2 separate regions of the Mus musculus genome follow, and region 2 is linked to region 1. A link is a contact called in ENCODE Hi-C or POLR2A ChIA-PET data. All regions are on one chromosome and are shown on one strand. Each heading gives the region's core, a stretch centred on a gene start or an enhancer-like site at or near the end of the contact. The rest is flanking DNA. Distances are from core to core; before and after follow the strand shown.

Region 1 (6,503 bases), core at 1,329-3,828:
ACTCAGAAATCCGCCTGCCTCTGCCTCTCAAGTGCTGGGATTAAAGGTATGCGCCACCACGCCCTGCTCTCTTTTTATTTTTATTTTTTGGTTTTTCAAGACAGGGTTTCTCTGTATAGCTCTGACTGTCCTAGAACTCACTCTGTAGACCAGGCTGGCCTTGAACTCAGAAATGTGCCTGCCTCTGCCTCCCAAATGCTGGGATTAAAGGTGTACGCCACCACTGCCCAAACAGTTTAGGTACTTTTATTTGTTTATGTTGAATTTGTCTTCATTTAAGGACCAGGCCTAATTTCAAAAAAGGCCTTAAGGCTCCAGCTTCAGGAATAGACCATAAGTCCCCAAAACTAAGTTGGGGGACTAAGTCATAAGACAGCAGCTCTAGGAACAGACCATAAAATCCAGAACAAGATCATAAAACCCCCTCCCAAAGAACAGTCTGGGGATAAACACAAAAATGGGAAATATCTTATCTCAGAATGGGCCATCTGCGCTGGGCAGCCCTATTTCATCACGTGGTTGAACGATTGTGATATAGGGATACAGACCACTGGCCACACATGATTGAACATTCATGACATTGGAATGTAGACCACTGATCACCTGTGGCCCCCTAGCACCCACCAATGAGATTATAGATTACCTAATTCTTCTAGAGAGTTCCCTTGGTTTCCTGTAAGAAGGCCTGCCTGCCTTTGTCTGGGATCGTCATTTCAAAGAATGGTTGACCCTTGCATACTGGATGTTTCTGTGGAATAAACACTCTTTGTTTTTGCATACTATCTGAGTCTGGGCTCTTCCTTCAGTGATTTTTGGACCCTTACATTGTATATATGTGTCTCTGTGTAAGTGTGCACATGTACATGTATGTAGGTGCCTCTGGTAGCTGAAAAGGGGCATCCAATTTCCTGAACTGGAGTTACTAAGGTGTGCACCATCTGCTGTGGGTGCTGGGAACCTAACTCTGGCCTTTTGTGAGAGCAGAAGAGGGCCATCCTCTAGCCCTTGCATATATTGTTTTAATAGTGTAAAAGCTAAGGGTATTTCATAAAATCCCACTGTTTGAAGAATGGATTTGTTTTTTTTTGTTGTTTTGTTTTTTTTTTGTTTTTTTTTTTTTTTGTTTTTCGAGACAGGGTTTCTCTGTATAGCCTTGGCTGTCCTGGAACTCACTCTGTAGACCAGGCTGGCCTCGAACTCAGAAATCCACCTGCCTCTGCCTCCCGAGTGCTGGGATCAAAGGCGTGCGCCACCACACCCGGCTCCAAGAATGGATTTGTTAATAGTGATTGGGAATATTGGTTTGTCTTACTCAAAGACCAGTTTTATCTTAAAAAGCAAAACTCTTGTCACTTTCCCAAAACTCTCCCCTGTGTTCTCCATGGGAAAGTGATTTTCTAAATATCACACACTCTTCTCCCTTTATCCACAGATTCACTTTGGCAGTACCCACAGTCAACCATGTTCCAAAATTATGAAGTGGAAAATTCCAGAAATAAATGATTCACCAGTTTTAAACTGAAAATGCCGTTCTAAGTAGCCAATGAAGTCTCTCACTCCCCTCACTGTGTTGCTCCCAGGACGCTAGCAGTTCCTCTGGAGTGTCAATGTTGTGTATGTGAAACTCCTGGCCCCCTGGGAGGCATGGTCCTTGTTCCAATAATCCTCATTTTATTTCATAATAGCCCCAAAGCACAAGAGCAGCTGGCTGTCTACATCAAAGATAAGATTTAGCCTGCTTTTGTATTGTTAAGACTGGGTCTCACTCTGTAGCTCTAGCTGGGCTCAAACTCACTATGTAGCCCAGGCTGGTCTCAAACTTGCCGCAGCTTCTGCCTCAGCCTCCTTGGTGATGGGATTACATGCATGAAACACTGTACCTGGCGTCAAAGTTTGTTTGTTTGTTTGTTTTTTTAAAGTAAATGTTGTTGAGGTTGCTTAAATCTATGGTTCGGTTGTTAATCTCTTACTGTGCTGGATGTATAAATTAAGAGTAGGTGTGTGTAGGACACACAGTGTATAGTGTTTGGCTAGTCCGCGGGTCCTGAAGTTTGCCTGCCTACCTTTGATGCGAAGGGAAGAGACAATGACGACGACAATTTTCTAGCCTAATGCTGTATGTTATGTTGTCAACTGCTCTGGGATTTTTCAGGTAAGTTTAGCAAATTTTCATGTATGCTGGTAAGTTTCTTGTGGTCTTCCTAAATTCTAAATCCTCCTAAGCCTTTCGGGTTCAGTTATAGAGACGTGGAAGTCACAGAGCTGCTACATTGGTGATCTCTCCTCTATGGAGCCATCTTTGCATTGCCTTGAGGAGAGCTCCATCACACCAGGCCTCTCTCAGGGTCAGGCAGAACCAGTTAGAACTGGAGAGGGCCATGAGACAAGAACGTTACAACGCCCAGTAGTGATTAGACTGAGCTCAGGTTCCTGGACCAACCTACACTTCCGCCCGCGAAGGTGGGGGTCGGTACTGGCGCTGACGCCAGAAGGACACTTCCGCCTGGGTGCGTATGACGTCAGGGGCGACCCCTTTAAAAAAAAAAATCTAGGAGATCAAGTCTCGCGAGATTCTGGCGCGGCCGCTTTGGCACCGCCTCACGGGGCGGGACGAGGCGGGGCCTGGCGCGAGAGACGCGCGCCGCGGGCTGCGGTGACTGAGGAGGAGGCTGAGCGGGCGCGGGCGACACCGGCAGGTGAGAGCGGGCGAGGGCACCGGCGCCGGCGCGGGGCAGGGCCGCGGGGCTAGGGCGGCGCTCGCTGCGGGGAGGTGTGAGGGGCTTGGCGCGGTACAGCCCGCGGCGCCCAGCCCAGGTGTCCCTGGCGGAGCGGAGAACCGCGGCCGTGCGCGGCGTCCCCGGGCTGCAGGCGGGGCCGCGCCCCCACCGCCTGTCAGTCACCGGGGCCTTCGCCGAGCCGGGTGCGGCAGCCTGCGTACCGGGAGCGGAGCCGCCAGCCCCGCGCGCGTCCTGCTCCGGGCCCACCTTCCCGTCCCCTCCGGACGCAGAGGGCACGGCTCGCCGGCACAAAGTTGCCGGTGCACAGCGACGGCAAACTGTGCCCGAGCCGCGGCGTCCCTGTCACCGATGCTACTTTCTCTGTTGCGGGGTCGCTCTTGGGTCCCGAAGTTTGGAGAAACGCGGTGAAGAGATGCGAGGTGGGTCTGGAGCAGCGGCTGGTGTAGAGGTGCGCTGCTGCCGCCCCTCGGGACTCACTCGGTGCAGAGCCGGCGCGCTCTCCGGCTCCTCTGCAACTTGGGACGCGTTTCGGTAGAAGCCACTTATGGATTTGGCTCTGGTATTAGCCACACGACTGCCAAGAAGCCAGGCGAACAAAGTTCAATGGTTTTAAGGTGGTGATTACCCCTTATTTGGCAGTCGTGGCTTAAATCGGTCAGGTCTCCCTACTTTAAGTCAATAAGCCTTGCAATTTGCATATCAAGTTGTCTTGATGTCTCACGCACAAGCCTAAATGGAAAGGTTTTTCTCTTACGCCTCAGGATATATAAAACAATTAAGTTTATTATGCTCTTTCCCTCGTGGCCAAGAGGCACTTTATTTGAGTTAGTTGCTCTTGTGTCTATTTGGGGAGATAATTTAGTTAAATATACGATAAATTATGATATTGCGCGAGGTCATAAAAGTACTTTTATTTGGAAAATCCTGGTCTCAGAAGAAGTACAAGGGATAAAAGTTTGGTATTTGCCTTCGCTCTGCTGAGCGTTTTTTCTCCTAGTTAGAGGCCCGATTAGGCATCCCATTTGTTGGGATGTGTTTAGAATGAGAAGCATAGTTCGGTGTAGTTTCCGTGCTCTTTTGAAAGGCCTTGCTGTTAAGTAATGAACAAATTAGACTCAGAAAAACCACATTAAATAGAATACTGGAAGTCTCAGCACTTGTTTTCTTGAGTTTGCTTACAAATAAGCCAAAGAATAGAAACTAAGGCTGTCTAAATAAAAAGGTGTTCTCTGCAGTTTTTATTATTTAAAACAGTTTTAAATTTTAAATATATTTTGATCATAGTCCCTTCTCCCTCAAGCCCTTCCAGATCCTCTCCTCCTCTCTACCCACCCAACTTTAAGTTCTTTCTCAAAAACCAAACTCTGCAGCTTTTTAAATACTAGATTTTAATTTCAAAAAGTGGGACATTAAGAACAAAGGAAAATGATAAAAAACCAAAATGATAAAGCATTAGTCTCAGTTTGGCCATTTTTCTTTAGAAAAGTTCCACTCTCTCAAAGACCAGTGACATCTTGTTAGTAGAATTGGTAACATGCCTTAGCAAGTGCCTTCTCACAGAGCTAGGAAAAGTTGAAGACACCAAAGCCAGGAGGATTTTTGTATCTTGCTGTAATGTTAAATGAGTTTATTTTCCATAAATGTAGGACCAGTTAAGCAAGCATATTGCTGTTTGAGAATCCTAGCATTACTTTCAAATCAACAGATGGGCAAGCTATGACTGGGTTAGACTAGACATATGCAGAAAGCCTGCCCTTGAATTTTTATATGAAAAGCACCATGGTCTCTTTCAGTGAGATGATGAAAGCAAGCTTAAGGCAGCAGAGTTGTGTTTAAACAAGCAGGTATATTCTCCTATCCTTTCTTCTTTGTTCCCCCAACAGTTTCTGTTCAAGTCCCAAGGAAGTATTTAGTGAGGCATGATCAGTGCTGCCATATACAGGCTACAGGGCACTTCAATCTCCAGGTAAAGGTTCTGCTGATTGCCAGGATATTATTGTTTACAAGCATTGGAAGGAGGGATGAAGGGAGAGAAGGGTTAGTTGCCTGCCTTACACAAATGCTGTGGTCTTTGTCCTGAGGGAGAAACATGTGACTCCACTTCCAGTAACTAGAATATAAAATTCCTACTGAAGCCAAGGAAGGAAGGATCAGTCCTACCAGACAACTCAAGGGTTTCAGGAGGAAAAGGCATCTGTGCAGATGATTTGGATGACCTGGTGGATGGTAAGACTGTAAGAGAACACTTTATACAGGGCCTCTGTTGCCAAACCCTTCGCTTATATATCTTGTTTACCAGAGGGAGCGTTTCTATTACTCCCACCTTGCTGAGGGAGTAAATGAGGTGTCAAAGTCAGGTAGACAGTAAGTAGTAGAGTTGCTTTGGCCTAGACACCATGGGTTTACACACTACCTCCCATTGTCATTCAGGAAGGTCTTGCTCAGGTCTGTAGTTGCAAAGAGTGGATTTCGGAAAATGCATCTAAATTTTGGGAATGCCAACGAAGTGAAAACCTAGGTAAATGAGTTGTGGTTTTTGTTTGTTTTTGAGACAGAGTTTCACTGTGTAGCTGTATAGTTCCAGGGTGTTCTGAAACTTAGTCCAGGCTGGCTGTAACTCACACAAATCATTTGCTTCTGTCTCCACAGTGCTGGGACTAAAGGTATGCACCACCACACTCAGCAAAGGAAATATTATTTTTGGCATGTAAAATTTAGTCACTTTGAAAGTTACTTTTCATGCTAATTAGTTGTAGCCATCAAGTGAGACCCATGTAGATTCAAAATGAGAAATTAGGAATACCCCTTCCCTGCTGCAACATTTCAGTTGTTGTATTATATCTTGTGTGTCTAAAGGCTACTTGGCATTAGATATTGTTTGGATTGAATTATGAAGTTGAAATTGAGTTGATGTCAGTCTCAGACCTTTCAGTTTTTATTTCCATAAATAGCTATTCCGATAATGTCTGAAGCAAGGTTTGGAATAGAGTTTTGTACATGTGTAAAATGAGAGAAGTTCAGCCATGGATACTCAATATTGGAGTGTCATTTAATGTCTCGGAGAATGTGAAGTCACAGGTGTTAATATCAGACACTGTGCTTCATACAGGTCTGCTAGATAAATGGATGTTGAAAAAATTGTCTGTCAGGTTCTAGTTATGAATTTTCAGGCTTAATGTTTGGTACTGGTTAACTGAAAACTGGAATCAGTAAATTCACTTAAACGTAAATGGTGTATATGTGAGCATTGGTGGGTCCCTGCCTATCCTTACCAACCATACTGTGAGATCTAGGCTCTTACCTTCTTCATCTTTGCTCAGATGATGTCTACTTGTTAAAGATCAGGGGCCAGTCTCTCAGAGTGTAAAAAGTGATCTCTCCTTGGCTGAATGTGATAGGTTCTAGGATCCTTCTCTCTAAGTCAACAGTTTATGATTGATAAGCTTTAATGGGGAAAGTAGCTGCTGTCAGTATTTAAAGTTCATGAAATAAGACAAAGATAGTAAAAAGAAGATATCAGCACATCTTAAATCTCTGTTTCCACTTATCATCCTGTTGGTTTCTGCATCTGCAATTAATTCTCTGTCACATATGTGCAGATAGCATTCATGGTTGTCTTACTGTTTTCAGTTATTTGTACGTTTGACAGTACCTTCCAGATCTGCAGCCCAAAATTTTGTAGATGCTTTTTAAGTTTGTTTTAATAGTTAAAAAGGTTTACAGCACCGGGAGTGGTGGTGCACACCTTTAATCCCAGCACTCGGG
Region 2 (6,503 bases), core at 1,823-4,322, 39 kb before region 1:
AATGCCCCACACTTCACCTAAATACATAATGTAAAATAGCAGGGATATATTAGGGCAGTTTCAGAAGTTGTTGAATATTCTGTTCTAATTCCAAGTGAAAAATTAATGTAGCAATTCATTTGAGATAGGTTCTCACATACCTCAGGCTGGCCTGGAATTCTATATACAGTTGAGGTTGGTTAGCCTTGAGCTCCTGAGCACAGGAACTCTATGTAGGCATGTATCACCAACCTGGCTTTGATGGGCATTCAGTGCATGGCTCCCTTGTTCCTGCTGCCCTGAGTCCTAGCCTCTTCCTGGCATTCTGCTTTCTGGAAATGAATGCACCTTGGTAAACATGCTCCATCTGTGTATCTTGGTGTTTGCTTTACATCTGGACCCTAGGGTGCAATGGCCTCTCCAGACCAAGGTGTTTGAAGAAAGAGTGAAATTTTTCCTTCTGAGAGACAAACACACCAGGAGACACAGTGGTCCAACTCTTCCCTTCTTACCAGAGACCGCCTTTCTGGAAATTGCTCTGCTAGCTCTGAGCATTTGGTCTGTTTCTTGTTTTTTCCCCTCTGCCCTTTTGGCAATACACTTGAAATCCTTTATTTTTATCTGTTGTGAAAAGTGAGTCGAAGAATTTGACATTCAAAAGTCCCCACCACCTCTCGCAGCTGCCGGGCGAATTTATTTCTGTTTTCCTAAACAGGGAGTCCCTTGGGGTGGCGATGACAGTTACTGACCTTTCCACAAGCAGTTTGTGTTCTTTGTTATTTCTTAGAACCATTTACAAGTTCCCATCCGGTAAGACTTAGTTCTGCAGACATTCTATTTGTAGAGCTCTTGTCATTAATTTATACACACACACACACACACACACACACACACACACACACACACACACACACACAGAGGTTTCTTATTTGGTGTCTGAATGTAAAAGAGGGCATGGCTGCTCCTAGGTATGGTTGAGGAGAAAGACTTTATTGTAGGTATGAGGGAGAGTGTAGTCAGAGGCATTCGAAAGGTTCAGACCAGATAAGGCCATGAAAGATGAGAGAGGATGAGAAGAAAGAGGGGAGAGGGGCCAAGAGGATCCTAGGAGTGCAAGGCGGGTAGCCAAAGCCAAAAATGGCTGAATTACATAGAAGTCAGAAGCCCAGGGAAGGGAAGCAAAGCCCCTGGCCAGGAGAGGTTTAGGGTAGGGGCGGGGCGAGCAGTGCTGGGAGTTTCTTTGGGACCTGACAACGCTCTTGGTGGTGGGGTTGGGGAACAGGGCAGAGGGGATTAGCTTGGGCTGCAGGATAGAACCTGCCCTCATGTGATTCAGGAGTCAGGTCAGGACAAAGAGGCATGAAGTGGGTGGGGTCTCTGTCCTGGAAAGTCCTCTGAGGCAGTGCTTGGCTGTTGCTGCTTGGAAGAGCAGAGGAAAGTCACTGGTCAGAGTGTGGCAGTAACTGGAAGCAACAGACCCAAACTCAGTCCTGGCCCAAATTGTAAGAAGTCAAACATTTCTATCTTTCCTTTCTTTTTCTTTCCTACAGCTTGCTCTTCCTCTTCTGAATCTTACACAGTCCTATTAGCCCTCCTTCTTTAACAGTAAACACTGACATGAAGACACATCGTGATCTGTGGGAGTGGTGGCCCAGCTTATCTCACCCTCGGAGACAGAGGCAGGAGGATCAGCTGTTCAAGTGAAGACTTGAATTTGAGGACAGCATGGGCTACATAAGACCCGACCTCAACATGAAGAGCAAGGAGGAGGAACCTCTGCTGCCCGGCCTTCAAAGGGGTATTTCTTAGTAAACTCTCAAAGGAACAGTCAGACCTAACCTTAGTGTGGTGGGTTACAACTGCCATCATCCTTCCTTATCCATAATTCCTGCTCTTCCCATCGAAAGGAAGAGGCAGAGGAGGTGAGAATCCTGAGAGGGCCCTGCCCAGCCAGTTGTAGAGTTCATTTCTGCTTCCCCAAACTCTTCCACAGGGAAGCTCTAGTTCAGACTATGTCCCTATGACATACCAAGTCTCTGCTAGAGATATAGTATTAGTCGATCCATTTAGTGTTAAAACAGTCCTGGCATCGTACATCAGCAAGAAACAATGTCATTGTAGTAGCTGGACGAGCCATAAGTCTTCCCTGAAGAATGAAAGTAACCATGTGTGACAGTCAACCTAGACTGGTAACTTGGTGGATCTTAGAATCCCCATGGGAAGACACTTCTGGATTTGTCTGTGGGAGTGTTTGAGATAACGATCCACCCTGATCGTTTTGAGTGGGAAGCACCATCCCAAAGTCTGGGGTCCCGGACTGGAGGGTAGCAGAAAGTGGGCAATGAACCAGCATCATGTCTCTGCTTTGTGACTGTGGACACAGCTGCCCAGCTGTTTCATGACCTTGCTACCAGTTACAGCCGCTCTCGCTGTGCCTTGTCTCTCCACAGTGAGGGGCTCGGCCTTCAAATGGTGACTCCAAAATAGACTAGCTCTGCCTTAAGGCCTATACACACTATCTGCCCTTCCCTAGTTGGTGGTCCTTGGAACAGACCTGCCAGCAGGGACTCAAAGTCTTGGGCATCCACACAGACCCACAGGACACAGCTTTCCCCAGTTATCCCAGAAAGTCTGATTTGGTCTGAGTTCTGTGAGTCCACACATTAGCTCTTGGCTGGCATTGAAACCCTCCCCACTCTGTTTAATTCTTGCCCTGTCCCCCTTGTCAGAAGATCAAATATTCTCCTTGTTCTTCTTCTAGCTGGTGGCACTCTTCTAGGCTCAGCTGCTTCCCATCAGCCTAGCTTTGAGACTATTGAAGCACAGGACTCCTCTGTTGCACAATGCCTTCCAGAGGGCCCAAGCCAAGCCCAAGTTAGCCCAAGACCATGAGGTTTTAAAACTCCTTGGGTTGGCCCTCAGTCCCTATTTTTCTGACTCCCAATTTTTCTCTTCCGTTCATTTCATTTTGCAATGGGACGAGACAGCCTTTGTGACTAAGTCTGAGTGGTGCCACTGTTACCCAGAATGCCCTGGGCTTATTGGCAAACACACACATATTTATCTGTTTTTTTCGTCTGTGCTCATGATCTAAGTATTGCCTATTTGTGCAACAATGGTTAGCCAAGAGCCCGGCATGCGCCAGACACTATCTGAGTGTCGAGGAAATTCCAGTGAGCAAGACAAGGAGCCTGAGCCCTTCCATTCTGTGTGAGCTCCCCGCAAGCATTGGGCTTCACCACCAAGTTTAACGAGATGGGAGACCGGCGCGCCCTCTGCCGAGTGGACAGGAAACTACTTCCAGTCTCCACGTTTTCAAGGCAAAGGCACCCAGGCATTGCCTCCACTCACGCTGTTCGCCTCCTCCAGTGAAAAGAAATCCCCTGGTGGACTGTTCCTGCACCGCTGCTGACAGCATGACCTCACCCCACAGTGAATGTACACACTTAACAAACTGCAGCTGATAAGTACGTTTCGGCTTGGAGATGAAGTCATTGTTCCCCGGTGACAGACACTCAACACTGCCGCAGAGAGTCTGAGCTGACATTCCTCTTTCAGAGACTTTAATCAACCTATTTAAGGAAACTCAAATATGGCTTCTGCTCTGATTAGAACTTATAACAACACGGATCCCTACCAGACAAACACCCTGTTATTTCTTCTCCCAACAGTTTATGATGTTTTCTTTCTGTGCCAGACATACATGCACACACTCAGTAGGAAGTCTATAACCCTGAACATATGTGGGGTGATCTATCAGTTTCTTTCATTTTTCCATTACTCATCTTTTTCTTTTCTTCTCCTTTCATTTTCTTCTTCCACAGGTGCATGGCTGTGAGGGGCATGGCTGTGAGGTGTGTGGCTCTGAGGGGCGTGGCTGTGAGGTACATGCTGTGAGGTGCATGGCTGTGAGGGGCATGCTGTGAGGCGCATGTCTTTGATACCACCACTGGAAGTATGAAGGAGAGGAGTCATAGGTTTGATGCCAGCCAGGGCTATACAGCAAGATCCTGTCTCAAAACAAAGCAAAGAAAAGCAACAAACAAAAAAATTAGTGTTAATAAGCAGCTGAGCACCTGAAGGGCTGAGGTCAGCAAGGCTCCCTGGTGCACACACAGAACTGATGTCTGCCACTGATGTAAGACAGACTCAGCCCTGTGTCAGACAGGCGGGAGGGTGACTGGCCGTGTGGCTTGATTGGACATATTTCCAAAAAAGGAAGTAGATGGAAGAGGTTCCTCCTGCCACAGACAAGGTGGTGGTTATGTGAGATTAGCCTCATATTCCTACTGCTAGCCTGTGTCTGGTACCACAGACATGATAAAAATCCACAGAGGAGCCCTAGGAACTACAGGGGAGCTATCCTGAATCCAGGCTAAGTCCAACTCTGTTTTTCCTTCCTCGCTTTCCCCCAACATTAGGAGTGACTTTTTTTTTTTTTTTTTTTTTTTTTTTTTTTTTTTTTGTCCCTGGCTGTCCTGGAACTCACTCTGTAGACCAGGCTGGCCTTGAACTCAGAAATCCACTTGCCTCCCAAGTGCTGGGACTAAAGGCATGTGCCACCACTGCCCGGCTAGGAGTGACTTCTAAGAGAAGGTACTGTGTTCAACACCTACAAGCCCAAACTAAATACCACTTACATTCCTTCTCCCAGGATCTGATAGAGATAAAAATTCAAAACGTATGCAAATAAGGAAGCTAGCACAATGGCTCAGTGGATTTGAATCATCACAAGCACAAGAGTAAACAGGGGAGAGGCAAGAAAATAAGGAAAGCAAAGAGGGAGAGGAAGCAGGAGGGCTGGAGACAGAAGACTCTACTACAGTACCACAAAGGCACAGAAGCCTGTGTGGTTGTTTCTGCCTATCTTCCCAGCACCCAGGGAGAGAGAGAGGATGGCTCAATGAATGAAGGTGGTTGCTACTAAGCCTGACAAAAGTTCAATCCCCGGAACCCAGAGAATGAGAGAACTGACTTCTGCAAGCTGTCCTCTGACTTTCACGTGCACACCACAGAACACACATGTGTGTAAGTGTGCACACATACACAAAATAGCAAATGTCTATTACACAAAATAGCAAATGTCTATTTAAAAAGAAGATATGGAAAGGAGATCTTGGTCATGACAGAATAGTCTCTCTCTCTCTCTCTCTCTCTCTCTCTCTCTCTCTCTCTCTCTCTCTCTCTCTCTCTCCCTTGCCTCAGGCTCTGCCTTTGTGGGAATAGAATCCAAGACAAATTGGTGACTATCAAGTGATGGTGTCTCTGTCCGCAAGGGTGCGACTCTCTTGTTCACTTGCAGGTGAGAAAGGAGCAGTGAAGCAAAGTATTCAAGATATTGGCAGGAGGATATTGTCAACTGGTGACCAGGACGACTAAAATGAACAGGGGAGCGTTAGGAGATCAGGTGATAAGCACATGGGTACAGTGAGTCAGCTTCCTTCCGTCACTGTGGACATGGGGATTTGCACACAGTGTGGCTGTGTAGCTCTATTGTGTTTCACTGAAAGTGTGGGATTTTAAAAAAAAAAATCTGTGGTGGTGGGAATGCTCCTTACTCGGCACAGTGCTTGCCTGTCATCTAGAAAGCCCTGGGTTCAGTCCCCAACACTGCACAAACACGTTGTGGTGGCACACACATGCCATCCCAGGACATGGAGTTGGACTCAGCAGAGTCAAGAGTTCCAGGCCAGCCTCAGACCAGCTTGAGATACTGGGATCCATGAGATACCTGTATCAGAAACAAGGTAGACGTATGCTGGATAGTTTTCGCTTACCTTGACACAAGCTAGAGTCATTGGAGAAGGAGAATTGGTTCAGAAGATGCCTTCAATAAGATCAGGCTGAACAAAGACAGGGGCGAGGGATTGAAAAGTAGGCTTGTTACAAAGTGAAAAGGGCTCCAAAGGCTTGGGTCCCAAGAGAGAAAAGCTACCAGTCCGTATGCCTTGGGAATTTTTACAGGAATTATGGCAGAAACTGGACAAGAACTAAGGTCATTTCCATTGAGTTTGGTTTATTTCTGGGTACAGATCAAGCCAATGAGCCTCACATGCTCTGTGCATGTCCCCCAGACCTGGCTGGGGAGATGGTCACACACTGCCCACTCAGGACACTGAACAGGCATCATAGTTGCTCTGCCTATTCGTTCTCTTTTCGCCTAGGCTTGGTCTGTCAGCTGACCTTAGCTGAGACTGCTGGCATTAATTACATGTGTTGCCTTTGTTCTCACGTTCCTATGACCGGCCTGCAGTTAAGAATGCAAATGAACACATGACCCTGTCTTTTTGTTTATGGGGAACTAACTCCTACCACAACTACCAAGATACAGCTGTGTTTTTCTGGGTATATCATAGCTAGTTTCTTGCCTGTGGGATGGTATGGGGTGGTCTCCTTCCTAGAAGAGGAGGAAACTTTTTATAATCTGTCCTTACCCATAAGTCAACCTGCTATGGTTAGATATACGGGCATGTGAGGGGACAATAGTGCTTGGCTTATGTTCCTGAATTGGGGGCTTTCTGGAA

The links. A loop is a pair of places that touch in the nucleus more often than their neighbours do. ChIA-PET counts read pairs that join two places held with the same protein, here RNA polymerase II (POLR2A).
Region 2: a map of heart shows a loop between it and region 1 (5-fold over the local background). The contact joins the enhancer-like site here to the promoter of Stk38l in region 1. A Hi-C loop is called at or near these places in 10 of 37 maps with a recorded cell type or tissue (CH12.LX, CH12F3, T-helper 17 cell and 3 more). POLR2A ChIA-PET finds 5 or more read pairs at or near these places in 2 of 5 experiments (Patski and embryonic stem cell).

What each region holds. Positions count from the first base shown.
Region 1 is chr6:146,722,352-146,728,854 of GRCm38, forward strand. Stk38l (serine/threonine kinase 38 like) reads left to right here and starts at 2,579. Exons shown (of 14, transcript NM_172734.3): 1 at 2,579-2,696.
Region 2 is chr6:146,682,804-146,689,306 of GRCm38, forward strand. No RefSeq gene overlaps it. Among named protein-coding and RNA genes, the nearest start is that of 4930479D17Rik, 29 kb to the left of the region's middle. Within about 2 kb of position 3,073, at least 1 of the 3 ENCODE cell types and tissues checked has a DNase peak (open chromatin) inside an H3K27ac peak, as active enhancers do; it is heart, where a contact is called at or near this core.